2 separate regions of the Homo sapiens genome follow, and region 2 is linked to region 1. A link is a contact called in ENCODE Hi-C data. All regions are on one chromosome and are shown on one strand. The core of a region is the stretch at or near the end of the contact, and the rest is flanking DNA. Distances in the headings are between cores, read along the strand shown.

Evidence for each region. A loop is a pair of places that touch in the nucleus more often than their neighbours do. Pooled maps may share reads with other maps.
Region 2: a loop to region 1 is called in a map of CD4-positive, alpha-beta memory T cell, with 13 times the contacts of the local background. The contact joins the promoter of WDR25 here to the enhancer-like site in region 1. A Hi-C loop is called at or near these places in 2 of 168 maps with a recorded cell type or tissue (CD4-positive, alpha-beta memory T cell and naive thymus-derived CD4-positive, alpha-beta T cell) and 4 of 50 pooled maps.

What each region holds. Positions count from the first base shown.
Region 1 is chr14:99,726,999-99,734,416 of GRCh38, reverse strand. It overlaps CYP46A1 (cytochrome P450 family 46 subfamily A member 1), which reads right to left. Exons shown (of 15, transcript NM_006668.2): 15 at 7,116-7,418. Among named protein-coding and RNA genes, the nearest start is that of CYP46A1, 46 kb to the right of the region's middle. RefSeq lists an enhancer at 1,996-2,855 and a silencer at 4,177-4,296. Within about 2 kb of position 4,281, at least 10 of the 41 ENCODE cell types and tissues checked have a DNase peak (open chromatin) inside an H3K27ac peak, as active enhancers do.
Region 2 is chr14:100,374,411-100,378,329 of GRCh38, reverse strand. WDR25 (WD repeat domain 25) reads right to left here and starts at 1,845. Exons shown (of 7, transcript NM_001161476.3): 1 at 1,835-1,845. It overlaps WARS1 (tryptophanyl-tRNA synthetase 1), which reads left to right and starts at 2,983. Exons shown (of 11, transcript NM_004184.4): 1 at 2,983-3,047. RefSeq lists silencers at 1,712-1,761, 1,952-2,011 and enhancers at 2,522-2,881, 2,892-3,031.

The DNA.
Region 1 (7,418 bases), core at 3,032-5,531:
CATCTTGGTGCTGGACAAACTGGCACTGCAGAAAAGAGCCCCGCCACACCACCCGCCTCCCCGACAGAGGCCTCACCTTCACCCAAGTGGGCTGCGGGACCAGGGCTGGGAGGAGCCTGGTGTCAGGTGAACCCAGGTCAAATCCCAGCTCCAGCAGCCCTCCTGGGTGACGGGCACAAGCCTGGCCCCAGCCTCGGTTTCTTGCCTAGAAGGGGTGATGCCCACTGGGGCTGTGGTGAAGATTAAACCAGGGCAAGATGCCACGGAGGGGCATTCCAGCTCCCCACCCTGCGGCCATCTGTCTGGCTGCCCCTGTGTCTCACCCAAGCAGACCGCCCAGTGTCCACTGGCTGGAGCTGGTTCCCTGTGGCCGGCCACTTCCCCTTCCTGTGTCTGGCTCCAAGTCCCTTCCTGTTTTCTTTATCATGGGAACGTGTGTTGGGGATAAACAACTAGAGTCCCCTGCTCCTGAGGCCACTGCACATGTGCAAGAATGTGTGTAAGTGGATGTGTGTGTGATGCCTGTGTGTCCACTGGGACACGTACACAGGTGCAGTGGGCACGTGTGGGAGAGTGTGTGCATGCAAGGATGTGTAAGTGAACGTGTGTGATGATGCACGTGTGTGCACGGGTGCATGGCAGCGGGCACATGTGTGGGGGAGTGCGTGTGCATGTGAGAATGTGTGGGTGTGTGTGCCCATGGGAGCTTGTGATGTCCACGTGCGGGAGTGTGTCTGCGTGTCGGGTGTGTGTGTGCATGATGCGCCTCCTGCAGCTCACCCTGAAGCTGCAACAGTTTGTGTGCCCGCTGGCCCCCGAGGGCTCACCTATGTGTGATTTGGCTGGTCTCAATAGCTACTCCACGGTCACCATGATGGGGCAGGTGCTGCAGGGGCCTGAACAAGCTCTGGGGGCAGCCTCTCAGGGCCCACAGGCTTGTGGGTGGAGGGCGCTGGTGAAGGAACTGAGGTCAGGAAGGAAGGGCAGGTGGTCAGCGAGGACCTCTGAGAGTCATCCACACAGAGACCTGGGAAGTGAGGAATGGGGATGGGGATGGATAGGATAAGATGGGCCTAGCGGTGGGAAAGAGCTCGGGCACCCAGGAATGGTTCGAGATGGCCAGACAGTGGTGTGAAATCTGGTCGGGCAGGAGTTGGGGTCATTGGAAGGGCATGGGGCAAAGGGAGGGGCACACATATACTGATGCCTGTGGGGCCCAGCCCAGAGCCAGTGCCCTTCCTGGGTTCCCTGAGACACCACAGCATCATGCCACTTCCCAGGGGAGGCTCTGCAGTGACTGCTCACCCACGGTGTGCCCAGGCCCCTCCCCGGCTGCCACCGCCTGGAGGAAGGCCAGTCCCTGGGTTCCCACACTGTTTGGCCAGCCAGCACCAGCACTGGCGGGAAAGTGTCCCTGGAGGGACAGAGGAGGGTCAGTGATCAAAGGTGGAGGGGCAGCCAAGTGTGGCGGGGGTCAGGGAAGAGGCCCCGCTTCCCACCCGTACCTCCCCCACCGCTGACACCTGCTGCCCCGCACTCACCCGGCCCTGGCTGGGCCTCAGGAGTGCAGCCTCTCCCTGCTGGAGACCCCTCAGACTTGGGTTCCCCCTGTACACAGAGCCAGGACAGGTGAGGAGCAGGGAGCCTCACGTGGGGCCTTGGTGGCCACGACTTGAAGGACAATGGATGTCCACACTGGATGGCCCCAAGCTCCTGGCTGTGTGGCCTTGGGCAGGTTAGCCCATCTCGCTGGACGTGGGGTGAGGACAGAACGCATGCCACACGGCAGGGGCCCAGCCCACGGCGACGCGTCTGATGTTTGTCCACTGCCTTGGGTTCAAAGAGACACCTCCTTGTAGTCCAGGTCAGGCCTGACACACCAGCTCCACACAGAGCATGAGACACACACGGATGTGGAGACTCATCCGCACAGCCTCACACACTGGGGGCCAGACAGATACCCGGAGACAAGGGAACAGGAACACGAAGAGGTACGGAGAGACACGCAGAGACACACATCTGCACGTGGGGCTCACATGCACGCACACACGTGCACCTGCTCCAGCAAAGCTCTGCGAGCTGGTTCCAAACACCCAGGGCCCCCTGTCCAGCCCAGGCACCCCTGACTGACCGCTGCCTGGGTGGCCTTGGGCAACCCTCCCAGCGTCCAGGCTCCCAGCCAGGAAAGAAGCCCGCGAGGCGCATGCAGCTGCACCGGGTGTTCCTGGGCTGAGGGTGTGGGCAGCTCCTGGCTTCCTTGGGCTATCCCCTCACCTCTGGGGTGGCGGCCAAGGAGCCACTGTCATTTGGGAGGGGGCAGGGAGGTGATGGGGAGGCCTCCCAGGTTCAGGCTCCTGGGCTCAACAGCAGGGGCAAGGGCCCCAGGGACAGCCCACCGCACCCTCTGCCCTCTGGCCCTGAGATGGGGCAGGCCGCCACCTCTCGGAGCCTCGTCTGTAGCACAGGGGCCTGGAGGTACAGGAAAGCTGGCTCAGGGTTGGCCGTACAGCGCGCCCAACAGTTGACGCTCATGGCCAGCACAGTGTGACTCGAATCATCGGGGATCCTCACCCAGTGTCTGCCACTGGCCGATGGGCTCTTGCCCTGGGCCCAGGGTGCTCCTGTGCGGGCTGCTGCTCATGCCGGTCTCTGCCTGGCCTCGCCCTGGGCCCATGGAGCCCCATCCAGGGCAGGCTCCAAACGGGATGCAGCTAGCAGGTGTCCTGCACAGGGACCTGCAGCCTTACCCTTGGCACCCAGAATTAGCAGGCTGCCTCCCGCAGGGTGGGGGGGACCCCTCTGCCTGGCCACCCGGGGTCTGGTCCCCGCAGGGGCTGCCCAAGAAGTGAGCACCAGGTAGGTGACTATGGTTTTCTCTGGTGAGAAGGATTTACTGGGGAGAGGCTGCGTTCCAGAAGAAATGAGTGTTTTTAAAGCTCCAAGCCAAGGCAGGGCCTTGACTCTGTCCCTCCCCACCCCTGGCCCTGGATTCAGAGAAATGACCCTCCCTCCCACTGTGAGTCCCCTTCCGTCTGCCAGAAATACCCCCAGTGACTGCCGGGGAGGGTGCGGGTGGGGGTGGGGGTTATTTTTGGACATCCAGAGATGCCTGAGGCTGGAGCCCGGGGTGAGGCTGGAGCCCGGGGTGAGGTCCGGAGCCCAGGGTGAGGTCTGGGCAGATGTGAATTTAGTCACTCCAACTGACTGGACCAGCATAAGGCGCTCGGTGCCCGCTCAGCCAGGACTGCCAGGAGGGGCCGGCTCAGGCTTCTGCCAAGTCCCATCCAGAACCTTCCCAGGTGGGCAGCTAATTGCTGGGACACAGGGCATGGTCCTCTGTCTACCCACATTGGCTGTCACTGAAGCCCAGCAGAGCCACCGCCTCCAGCCCCAGCACCCAGAGCACAGAGGAAGAAAACCTCCCACCTGGCCATAGCTGGGCCAAGGCTCTCACCCCACACCCGGCAGCCCAAGGTTCCTGAAGCCACCCCCAACCCAGCCTAGGCTCCTAGGCACCCTAGAGGGCTGGGCCAGCTCAGGGTCTCCAGCCGCAGGTCGCTAGGGCAGAGGGCAGGGAGGTTTCCAAAGGTTTTCAGAGTTCAGCAGCTCAGCCCTGGGTAAGCTAGTGCCTGGGGAAGGCGGGCCCCCAGGAATGTGCAGGCTGGAAGCCTCCTGCCGGGACGCGAGCGTAGATCAAACACGTCCAGGTTTACAGAGAAGGGGACAGGCTCAGAAAAGGCTGCCACTGGCCGAGGTCACAAGAGAGGGAGTGGCAGGGCAGGGCGGGGCCCGCAGTCTCTGGAGCCGCTTAGTGAGGGCATCCCCCGGGCCTCCCCGGTGGCAGCAGCAGCCTGCACCCCGCCCGAGCCCCCCGACCCCACGCACTTCCCGCCAGAGCTGCGCGTTCCCGCCCGGCGCGCCTCCCGGCCGGCCTGCCAGCGCCCCAGACCCAGGCCCGGCTCCCGGCGAGGCCTGCGGACCCACCCGCCAAGCGACCGCTACACCCGCCCGGGGGGCCGTGCCTGCGCCCCCAGCAGCTGCCAGACCTCACCGCGCCTCGGGAGCCCCATCTGTGAAATGGGGGTGGCTATCCCACCCCTACGCCGTGGCCAGAGCTTGCCACTGCCGACCCCCGGCCTCCCCGCTGACCCCGCTTCCGGGAGCGGGGCTGGCGTCCCCTCGGCCCACCCACTCCGCGCCTCGGGACCCTCCGCGCCTGGGGCCGGCGCCGCCCGCTCGGCCTGGGCGGGAGGGCGAGCCCGAGCTCTGCGCCAGCGCGCCACCGTGCGGGTCTTCCGGGGACTGCGCCGCCTTGCCTGCAGAAAAGCCCTCCCTTCCCTGCAGGTGACAATGACCAGACTCACAGTGCCAGAGCCCGACCCTCGTGTGGACACTAATTCCCCTCCAACCCTAGGAAGTGGGTCCTATTATTTGTCCTCCCTTACAGATGGGGAAACTGAGGCCCAGGCAGGTGGGGGCAGGATTTGACCCCAGGTAGCCTTGCTGCACAGCCTTGGGTTTAATCCTATCCATCTTGCCTGGGTCCCGGGGGTCAGCTTCACCTGGACTGGCGGCACCGGCCCATGCACATTGGGATCTACTGGGAGACTTAAAAAGAAAACAGTTGGGCCAGGCGCGGTGGCTCACGCCTGTAATCCCAACACTTTGGGAGGCCTAGGAGGGTGGATCATCTGAGGTCAGGAGTTCGAGACCAGCCTGGCCAACATGGTAAAACCCCGTCTCTACTAAAAAAATATATTAAATACAAAAATTAGCTGGGCGTCATGGCACATGCCTGTAATCCCAGCTACTCCAGAGGCTGAGGAACCCAGGAGGCGGAGGTTGCAGTGAGCAGAGATTGTGCCACTGCACTCCAGCCTGGGCAACAAGAGTAAAACTACATCTCAAAAAAGAAAAAAGAAAAAGAAGAGTTTCTGGGCCCCACCCCAGAGGCTGATTCACCTGGCCCAGGTGGCTTCCCCATGCAGCATGGACTGAGAGCCACCTGCCCCTCACAGAAAGCCCAGTCTATGGAAGAGGAAGTGGCTCAGAAAGGAAGGGCAGGATGGCCCCACCGGCAGTGACAGTGGGGCTGGGGGGTTCTGGCTCTGCACTTCCCAGCCATCTGGGATTCCTGGGGCGTGCAGAAGACAAGCCCAGGCCTGCAGGGATAGGGCATGCTGAGCCTGTGGAAGGCCACTGGATGCAAAGGGCCATGGGTTCAAGTGCTGACTCCACTATGGCCCAGCTGTGGCTCTGGCCTGGACTTCCCCATCTGTGAAATGGGGCATAGTTGGCTCCTGTTTCCTGGCAGGATTTGAAGAAATCATGGTGTGAAGGCTCAGGCTCAGCAACAGACAGATATTTGCCAAATCAGGGGATGGTCAAGCCGGGAACTTGAAGTCTCTGGAGGGAGCCGATCCCTCCAGGCCCCTCCAGACAATGCTGGGTTGCATTGCTGCAGTACTGAGGCTTGGTGGCCTGTGGCCCTTTTAGATGGACTGTGAAGGAGGTGCTGTACTGTGGGGACTAGGCCCAGCCACAGCAGGAGGCAGAGGGCATGGACTGTGGGAAGCGTGGGCAGGTGTGTGGGTACTGGTGAACCTCAGAGACTCAGAGAAGGGCTGCAGAGGGCGGAGTGGGGGGCACAGCAGAGCAGGTCGGGGAACAGTGCCCAGCTGGGGGCTTGGGAACAGGACGCTGGGAGACAGCAGCATTTGGGGTGGCTGTGGGAAGGGGCTGCTTCTGGCCAGGGATGAGTTTGACCAGGTGGCTGGAGGCTGAGCCCGGGCATACCATTCTCAAAGTGAGTGGTGAGTTTGGGGGCCCCTCAGACAGCGAGCTGGAAATGGAGAGGGTGGAGGGTGCAGCTTGATGATGGGCTGGCCAGGTGCCCACGTGGTCAGGCGAGGTGCTAGGGGAGCAGGAGGACCCTCGCTCTGCAAGAACGCTGCAGTTCTCGAGGCATCCCGGGGCCCGACCCTCTGCCCAGAGGCCGGGGTGTGCATTCTCAGGGCCCACCTGGGCTGGGGAGAGGGGCAGGCTGGGAACCCAGACACTTGTCTCCTCCATTCTCAGAGCCACACCAGGCCCCACCTGTACTGAGCATGTCACTCCCGCCCCTGAGTCTCAGTTTCCTTATCTGCTTGATGGGACCATCCCTTGGAGCTATCATTCAAGACTGCGGCAAGGACCGAAGGAGGCCAACAATGCACATCACGGGCCGGCACACATCTGTGCCTTCCCTGTTTGGGGAGGGGGTCTTCCCAGGGGGCACATGGCCCAGGCAGGGGAGAGGGCAGCTTTTTCTTTTTTTTTTTTTAGACGGAGTCTCACTGTCGCCCAGGCTGGAGTGCAGTGGTGCGATCTGGGCTCACTGCAACCTCTGCCTCCCCGGTTCAAGCGATTCTCCTGCTTCAGACTCCAAGTAACTGGAATTACAGGCACCCAACCATCATGCCCGGCTAATTTTTGTATTTTTAAGTAGGGACAGGGTTTCGCCATGTTGGCCAGGCTGGTCTTGAACTCCTGACCTCGGGTGATCCTCCCACCTTGGCCTCCCAAAGTGATGGAATTACAGGCGTGAGCCACCGCACCGGGCCATGAGGGCGCTTTTTCTCTCTGCACAAAGACAAGCTCCCAATGGCCGAAGGAGAAACTCAGGGCAGGACCTCTTCCTTGGATGAGCTCAGAGGACACGGCCCTGGAGAGGAAGGGACGGCTTCTCCCATCACCACCACGAGGGATGCAGTCTCACCTGCCCTGCCCCCCTGCCAGGTCAGGAGGGCAGCAGGTGCCCACAGGCACGGGGCTCAGCTCCACCAAGCTGCTCCCAAGAGAGGCCCAGGGGCCTCTCTGACCTCTCAAATCCAGCTCTCAGAGCCAGTCACCCACCCAGGCCCAACCTCACACAACACCCAGGGGCATGGCCGTGAATACAGCACAGGGAACAGGCTGGTAACCTGGGGCAGTCTCTCCCAAGGCAGCGTTGTCAGGGCATCTGCGGGGCATCTGCGGGCTGGTGGCTTCCAAAGCTGTGCCAGCCTCCGCATCTCCCCCTTTTCACAGACGAGCAAGCTGAGGCGAGAGCGCATGGCCTGGTTCCAGGTCATTCATGCAGTCAACACACATTTATTGAGCATCGACTCTGTGCCGGGCCCTGGGTGGGCACAGGGGGCTCAGAGACAAATCACACGCAGACCCTACCCTTGAGGCGCTGACAGCCTGGCAGGGCAATTGGTCACGTCAACGGACACTCACGATACAGTGTGGTCAGTGTGGTGTTAGAGGTAGCACAGGTGACCGAGGGAGCACAGAGGAGGGGCCCCTGCCGGCGGGGGGTGGCAAGGAGGGCTTCTTGGAGGAGGTGACCCCTGAAGAGGGCTTTAGGGAGTGAGCAAGAGTTAGGGTGTCTCGTC
Region 2 (3,919 bases), core at 596-3,095, 650 kb before region 1:
GGCGTGGTGGCACACGCCTGTAATCCCAGCTACTCGGGAGGCTGAGGCAGGAGAATCATTTAAACCCAGGAGGCAGAGGTTGCAGTGAGCCAAGATCGCGCCATTGCACCCCAGCCTGGGCGACAAGAGTGAAACTTCGTCTCAAAAAAAAAAAAAATCTTTCTGAAATTCTGAACCATCATACACAATACATGGTTATCAATTAGTTCCCAGAAAGAAGTGCTTTGGTAATTTTTTACTTCTGTGCTGTTAGCACCAAGCACAATCCAGAGAAAAAGAAGGGTGCTAGGCACTCCTAGGACAGCAGAGGGCGCGGTGGAACAGCACAGAACGCTCAGGCAATAGACCGACTTCCAAGAAAACCCAGTGCACCCAACCTTAATCAAACACGCCAAGCTCCGCCTCCATCCCCCAACAGGTGGAGTCAGGTCAGCATCAACAGATTCCCTCCAAGTCCTTTTCTAAGTCATTCCAGACAGCCTATTACCCATCTCTTCTTCTAGACAATGGGTTTCTATGTCCCCTGGAATCAACCACCCAACCTCTTCCACACCTTTCCCCCAAGTGGCATCATTCGCCTGAGGGTTCCACTGGTCTACAAGTCAGGTCATCATTCCATAAATGTCTGTAGTCAGCCTCCTCTAGTAATGCCGCCCCCGTTCGCAGCCCATTCCAGGCAGGTAACAACTTCCACACGCAAAGCCAGAGTTTAAATAAAACGACCGGGCGCGGTGGCTCACGCCTGTAATCCTAGCACTGTAGGAGGCCGAGAAGGGCGGATTACCTGAGGTCGGGGGTTCAAGACCAGCCTGGCCAACATGGTGAAACCCCGTCTCTACTAAAAATACAAAAAAAAAAAAAATTTAGCCGTGTGCAGTGGTGCGCGCCTGTAATCCCAGCTACTCTGGAGGCTGAGGCCGCAGAATTGCTTGAACCCGGGAGGCGGAGGTTGCGGTGAGTGGAGATCACGCCACTGCACTCCAGCCTGGGCTACAGAGCGAGACTTGGTCTCAAAAAACAACAACAACAACAACAACTTCTAAAGCCAGCCAGCCAGCTCATCTCCAATGGAACTAATATAATATGAAAGACTAATTATAAACTAATGGAACCGTGCACTGCAAATAATTTGGCATTTCTGTTCTCTAAATGCTAAGCCTGGTCCCGAGGCCACTCTCAACTCCTCTGCCCAGGCACCACCCACCATGCACCCAGATTCCCACCACCAGGGTGCCCGTGCTCCCTCTGGAAGGAGATGAGGGATTAAACGAAGAGGAACAGACAGTAAGATGGAAGGGAAGGCAGGGACACTGGAGAAGAGTCTAAGGAAGGAGCGAGTGACTCTGACAGTCACTATCAGCAAGTCAGCCCCATGAGGACAGGACTTTCTGTGTTTTGTTCACTATTCAATGCCCAGCGTCTAAAAATATTTCTGGAATGCAAACGGGTGGGAGGGGGAGATGCTAGGAAGTAAAAGAAATAGGATATTCCCATTCAACAAACATTTCCTGATTACGTACTCTTTGTCAAGCCCTATGCTGGGTCTGGTGTGGGTGGAAATCAAACACAAAACACAGATCCCCCCGGAGGCCCCAGAGCGATGAAAGCAACAAACAAGATACGACCAGAGATGGGTTTTGAAGGATGAATAGGAGTTAGCTGAGCTGTCAATAGTAAGAAGTAAGGTTGGTCCAAGGCACAGCGCTTTCTGAAGGAACAGGAAGTGAAAGGAAGGCGAGCGGCTATGAGAGACCGCGTTAAGCGGCACGGGGCGCTTTAGGCGCTGCCCAGTCCCGGCCCCTCCAGCCCGGGGCCCGCCGCTCACCACACGCACCGGAAGCGCTCGGTTCTCCCGGAGGCAGACCGGCCAGCACACTACCATCCAGTCACGTTCCGACGCGACGCCGCGGCCGCCAGCCAATCAGTGGCGGCCTCTGCCCCGCCCCCGCGCGAACAGCCAATGACGGCGCCGTCGGGCCGGAAGTTGTTCCGTCCGGACGGCGTTTCCACGGACGCCCAGGAGACAGCCGGTTGCTGAGCCGGGAGCGCTGACTGGCCCGGCTGGGCAGGGTAAGCGAGGGGAGTAAGGCCGGGGCGGAGTGAGGAAACAAGGGAGGGAGTGATGGAGGGACGCTGGCGCGGCGCCCAGTGGCCTGGCCCTCCCGGGAGTATCCTTAGAGCCCGGCTTGCTGCCCGCCGCGTTCTGGCACTGTGAGGCGCGGAGCCTGCCACCGACCCCTCGCCCCTTTCCTCTGAGCGCCGCCGACCCACCCCGTCTCCCTTTCCCACTGGCACCCTTCATCGTCTCCGCCTGTTCGCTTTTCCCGAGGAGAGAGGCCCCCATTTTTATTTAGCGCCTGCCATGTGCCAGAGGCTTTGCGTAGTGTTGCACTTAGTCCCCTCAACGGTAATGTTAGCAGGCTTCTCCATGCCCATTCCACAGATGAGGAAACCGAAGGGGAAGCAGAAAAGTAATGCGACCCTTGCCCAAGGTTTCGAATAAGTCCAAGCTGGGATTGAAACCCAGGCGTCTGTGACCCCAGAACTCCTGATCTTTCCACTGCACTGTGCCGCCTCGGTGAACAGATGCGGGGAATTTACAGTTTCTCTTTCCACCGCCCACGACTACACAAAATCAGTCACACTGACGCTGAGGGTGGGGAACGGGAAGAGGGTGGGGAGGTTATTTGGAGGCCAGCGGGGGGTGAGGGGTGGCTGATGCAATGACCAGCTAATGGCTCGATTCTCAAGAGGGTTTCATTGGTCTCAACCTGGCCCCCCAGGCAACCCACCCCTGATTGGACAGTCTCATCAAGAAGGTTGGTCAAGAGCTCAAGTGTTTCTGAGAATCTGGGTGATTTATAAGAAACCCTTAGCTGAATGCAGGGTGGGGAGAACGAAAGACAAAAGCATCTTTTTTCAGAAGGGAAACTGAAAGAAAGAGGGGAAGAGTATTAAAGACCATTTCTGGCTGGGCAGGGCACTCTCAGCAGCTCAACTGCCCAGCGTGACCAGTGGCCACCTCTGCAGTGTCTTCCACAACCTGGGTATGTATTGCCATCTTTGCCAGGCTTAGAGCTTGTTCGTGTTTTTAGCAAAGTGCTGAAAACCTTGGTTTAGGGGGTCAGGACTTGTGTCTTAGGATTAGGGTGTTATGCATTTTACTTCTTCCATTGACCCAAAGTTCAGGTGATTCACTGCTCCCATAGGGAACAGAGATCCTGGCTGAGCAGTCGCGGGCTTGGATCCGTAGCTTGCCTCTCAGCACCGTCATGCTGTCTGTCATAATTTTCACTGATGCACCCTCCTTCTGTGCTCAACATCAGAACGTATTGTCATTCTTATTGTGACACCCAAAAGTGTCTCGTGCCTGGCTTCATAGAAATTAATGTCTTTGCCTTTTAAGATAATGTTCATGCTGTTATTTGGCGGGGAAAGCAATCTTTCTTTTAGTGTTTAAAAAAAATGGAACATGATGGGTCCCAAAAGGTGTCAAGAAATCCTTGCTCTAAAGAAGTCATTTTCTTGTCCTCTGGGAACTTGCCAGTCCAAAGGTATTGTCACCTACACTCTGGGGCCAAGATAGAAAGGATGGTATTCTACCTCCTGGTGGTATTCCAGGGATCCAGAAACACTCCTGGGCCACATTCTCTTCTCACCTGCTCCAGAATTGGCTGTCTTGATGCCACCCTTCCCCAGATTGCAGAATCAGCGTGCCCTGATCTCTGTGAGATGATTTTGATGCAACCCAAGTCTTTATCATGTTGTTCTGTTAAACAATTCTATAGTCCTTTCCACTCCTCATCCCAATACAATACCCAGTTTCTTTAAGTGCCTATTATGCTCCTCCACCACAGTGGAAACTTTCAGAATGAGCACAAGATTCAAGTTCTTGAAAAGGGGGAACTGGGGGTTAATT